2 separate regions of the Homo sapiens genome follow, and region 2 is linked to region 1. A link is an interaction called in ENCODE POLR2A ChIA-PET data of the cell type or tissue named here. Cell type or tissue: MCF 10A. All regions are shown on one strand.

Evidence for each region. Peaks named below come from ENCODE experiments on the same cell type or tissue, not always from the same donor. Only the 100,000 strongest peaks of a DNase experiment are listed, where the experiment ranks them.
Region 2: POLR2A ChIA-PET joins it to region 1 with 5 read pairs; 1 of 35 experiments calls an interaction of 5 or more read pairs at or near these places.

Annotation. Positions count from the first base shown.
Region 1 is chr3:190,305,268-190,307,767 of GRCh38, forward strand. It overlaps CLDN1 (claudin 1), which reads right to left. Exons shown (of 4, transcript NM_021101.5): 4 at 440-2,500. It also overlaps a transcript of CLDN16 not described here. Among named protein-coding and RNA genes, the nearest start is that of CLDN1, 16 kb to the right of the region's middle. In MCF 10A, no CTCF peak of the experiment used is centred here; DNase peaks (open chromatin) are centred at 324 and 1,364.
Region 2 is chr3:190,215,793-190,218,292 of GRCh38, forward strand. No RefSeq gene overlaps it. Among named protein-coding and RNA genes, the nearest start is that of P3H2-AS1, 96 kb to the left of the region's middle. In MCF 10A, no CTCF peak of the experiment used is centred here; a DNase peak (open chromatin) is centred at 1,459.

The sequences.
Region 1 (2,500 bases):
TGAGTGAATGAGTTCCATCACATCCTTATGGAGTAGTTTTGATCATCATCATTACAGAAACAATAATGGGTTTCCAGCAGCTGTCTTTCACTCTTCCACCTTTGTGAGGAACAAAGCCACTTAAGTTTGCACAGTGCTTTATAGTTCACAAAATATCTTCATATCTTATCATTTATTATTGTATGTCCCCTTTTTATAGATGAGAAAAAGTATTAAGTAACATCTCCTGGCATCCTCTTCTATTACCACCCTTGATGAGGAACTCAATTTGAGAGAAATAGGGCATTCTAGTGGGTGGAGCCACTCAAATTTGATAGATGGGCCAGAGGCATCATAGTTCTTTCCCAGGATCATGGTGAGTCAGATCCTGTCCCAAGCCACCTCCTCTACCAAGAATGGCAATCTTGCAATAAATGATTAGAAAACAAGCCAATAATCCTTTTTTTAAATTAAAAAACAATTTATTGAAAAAGAGTAATGCTTTATACAAATTCCTATTATAAAACCCCAAAATGTCTATTGGTCTGTTTCCAGGTGTGGTAGAAGAATATAAAAAGATCAAAATTGGATAAATTCTATTGTAACAATTTCGTTGGTCATTTTGGGCCATAAAATTTTTTTGTAATGTTTGGTAACTGATATCCACATGGAATTACACTCACACATCATGAAGATCTATGTATGTGGCAAAAGCCATTTAAATTTTAACTTCCAAAAGCATATATTCTCAGGTTTGGAAGGCACACTAAAATTTATTAGGTCCAATTCCTCATAAGACACAGTGGCTGACTTTCCTTGTGTAGTTTATTATGAAGTACCATTTCCAAACTAACTATCCTAGCAGCGTCAGCTGCCAGCTAACAGCAAGAGCTCTGAGGGCATCACTGAACAGATAGCACCTTATGAGTTATTATGATTCAAAAATCTCCCTTGCTGTTGGATTTACCAACACGTAGGCTTTTATTTCTTCCCATTACATCTGTTTAGCCACAGAAAGCATCGGGCCATACTCACTGCAGAAGATAAGACTTCCTCAGAATCTTATTTGTTTAGTGCACTCAATTTTACTTCACTGTCTCATCACTTGAGAGACTGGTTAAGGCAAGAAACCCATTTCTTAACATTTTTTTTGTTTTCAAACATTTGAAAAGCAACACCAAAACGTATGCAGTTAATTCCTCAATTCTTTCCCTTAGTATAGCACTTTTTAAATTACAAAACCACACTTACATGTATTCTATCTCACTGGATCCCCACAACATCACTGTGAGGTGGGAAGATCAGGAATTACAAACCACCGCTTACAGATGAAGCAATAAGCTTACAGCAGCCAAATGCCTTGCTCAAACACAGACGGTGATTGATAGCACCAAGACTCAAATCCAGGTCTCCAGACACCAATGCCAACACCCTTTCCATTACATCATCTTGCTCAAGTGAAATAGCATTCTGTACAGACTGGAAAAGTAAGAGCAGTTGTTAAAATGGAACAGAGCACAAACATGTCAGACACAGCTGAAAGAATGGAAATAGACTGGTAGAGAGAGGAAGGCACTGAGCCACATGAAGGTATGTGCGTAGGTTTTGTTCAGTGGAAATAGACTGGTAGAGAGAGGAAGGCACTGAACCACATGAAGGTATGTGTGTAGGTTTTGTTCAGTGGAAATAGACTGGTAGAGAGAGGAAGGCAGTGAATCACATGAAGGTACGTGTGTAGGTTTTGTTCAGTGACTTCTTCAGTGTCTCAGCCAGCTGAGCAAATAAAGACACTACATAGGCATAGTTCATGTTCAAAGAATGAGAGTAATATAAACTAATTAATATTCACACTACCTCTTCTAACTGGTTAAGTATCATTATCTCAATTTGGCAGATAGAAAAAAGAGGTAGAAAGATTAAGTGACTTGCTTACAGCTACAGAGAGAATATTTGTCACCAGATTATCACTCCAGAAAGTCTAGCACTTTGTTCAGACAAACAGACCACACCTTATTAGGAAGATATAAAACGCATGATAATTACACTTGGGAAAACAATACAATTAAGGAATGGGGAACAAAAAGGTAGTTTAGGGGGATATAAAACTATGAATAAGTAGCTTAAAAATTCAATCAATAAAGTTGTGTTACAACACCTGGGGGAACAGCATGCAGCTACTCAATTGGACAAATATTTTCAAAGCAAACAAGAGTGCTATGGGTCAGAGTACAGGGATTGTGTGGGAAGGTCAACAGGAATTTATCACTTTGGTCATGCAGAAAGATTTGCCTCCAAAGTTCTGATTTGTAATAAATTCTTCTTGGCTTTAGAAACTAAAATGTAGGCTATGAAATGTGTTAGATTCAGGAGATAGAGACCAATGAAACACAAAACAAATAAGGGCTTAATAACGATGCAAGTGCTATAAGATTATGGTAAAAAATAAAATAAGTATATGAAAAGGGCACGCATGAAGAATTGAAAGAATTCATCCTTGGTAAATTAGGCTAGGTCTTGTGGC
Region 2 (2,500 bases), 89 kb before region 1:
TTTATATATTTATTTCCTCTAACTGCCATAGAGAAAGCTTCAATAAAAACCAGTCACTCTGAAGTCCTCACTTATCTATTAGTTCCCATCCCCTGCTAGTTGAGAATTGTCTCAGTACTGCACATGCATGTTAGATGAACTTCTGCCAGTATCAAAAAAGCCCTAATACACAAGGCAAAAAAAAAAAAAAAAAATGCTGCCAGTATCAAAGAGGCCCTAATACAGGAAAAAAAAAAAAAAAAAGCTTGTATCAGTTTGAAGTGAGACACTATCAAGGTACAAGAGAGTTGAATCCCATCCAGAATGATGCACTGGACTCATAACTAAAATCAGAGGTCAGGCCAAGAGAATGTGAAGCATATTGCAAGAGTGCCTGAAATAAAGCACTCCTTTCACAACTAGACATGTTGATATTCTACATTAAAACGAATGTGTCGTCAAGTCCTCCAGGTGGTAACCAAGCTTGATTGCTGGTGAAAGATTTAATACACAAGTGTTAGTGGAACCAGCTACAATCACTGCTTCAACAATTGGTCCCAAGTATGGAGTAAGTATTCATCATCTTCCCTCTCCACTGCCTATTCTAGATGACCCTCAAACTAAGCTGCTACTTCAGAAGGCCTAGTTGTAATGTTTGGTAAATAAATTCAGATCTCTTTATACCTGAGGGATTTAAGATCCTAGTTGTCTTGCCCTTGAAAAGCCACGGTTGCTGCATTTGCCCTTTCTTGATTATCCCAGGCTTAGAGTAACTAACAAAACAGTGTGATGAATCCCTTGGGAACGAAATATATATTCCTCACTTTTCACAGCAATCATAGCTCTTCATGAAAATCAGGGTATCTTCCATACCATTTTAACTTTCCTGCTAGCCTACTAGCATGAGAAGCCTAAAGTGACCAGATGTGTTATGGTTTGAATGCTTTTGTTCTCTCCAAAATTCATGTAGAAACCTAATCATCTCCAAAATTTTGACGTTGTCAATACAATAGTATTAAGAGGTGTACACACGTACCCTAGAACCGAAAGTATAATAAAAAAAATATATATATATATAAAAAGAGGTGAGGCCTTTAAGAGGTAATTAAGCCTTGAGAACTTCTTCCTCATTAATTAGATTAAGGGCCTTTTAAAAGAGGCTTCACACAGCATTTCACTATCTGACTTGTTTGCCCCTCTGCCTTCTGCCATGTGAAAACGCAAAAGACCAAGTGCTGGCACCTTGATCTTGGATTTTTCCAGCCTCCAGAACTGTGAGAAAATAAAGTTTTATTCTTTACAAATTATATAGTCTCAGATATTCTGTTCTAGGAACACAGATGGACTAAGACAAGGTGGTAATCATACTTTCAGATTTAATAGAATTCTTATTGGTGAAATATTTTTTTCCACATGGAACCAGGACCTTCTTTAATCTATCAAAGCCAGAAGTTACAGTTATTGGGAAACATAAATTCCGCAGTTGGGTCACTATGAGTCATGAGATGTGAGTTAGGCCAAGCTAATTCTACTTCCTGTTTTATTACCTGGAATTGTGCATTTTAAGTATTGAGGATATAGCACCATATATTAAACTTTGGCTCAGAGCATAGATATAACATCCTGGGGAAAAAATGCCCCAACCTGTCAGGACGTTATTTCAGAGCTAGTACCCTAGCTGAACATTTAATAGGCCATTCCTTCGTCCTGCTAAGCCAGCTGCTTCCCAGTGATGCAATGTGGGGTATAATCAATGGATACCTTGGCTTTGTGTCTACTGTTGCTATTCTGTTACCATAAAATTTGATCTGACATCATGTTTTTTTATTATAAGTATTTTGTGAGGTCTTTTTTTGTATTTTAGATTCAGTGGGAACATATGCAGGTTTGTTACATGGTTGTGAGTTCTTATTGTTTCTGGAAGGTGCTCTATTCATCAGCTTGAGTTACCATAATTAATACCACGGACTGGGCAACTTAAACATTAGAAATTTATTTTCTCATAGTTCTGAAGTTTAGAAATCCAAGATGGAAGTCCAACAGAATCAATTTCGGGTGATGATTCTCTTCCTGGCTTGCAGATTACCACCTTCTCATTGTGTACTCACATGAAGGAAATAGAGAGTTCGTTCTCTTCTTATAAAGGCCACCAAACCCACCATATTAGGGCCCCATCCTTATGACTTCACTTAACCTAAATTACTCCTAAAAGCTTAATCTCCAAATACAGTCACATTGGGAATTAGGGTTTCAACATATGAATTTGACGAGTGGGGCACAATTTATTCCATGGCAATCACTATGGTTGGGGAAAGCAAAACCAGAGCCAGAAGAAATGTCAACTCCAGTAAGGACAAATTGCTGCTCTTTCCAAGAACAAAGGGGACTGATATAATAAAATCTCCACAAAGTAGTTTGCCAAGTTCTTCAAGGAACTTGATTCCTCCTATCCATGAGAATAGGATGTTTTTCTATTTGTATCTTCTCTGATTTCTTTGAACAGTCTTTTGTAATTCTCATT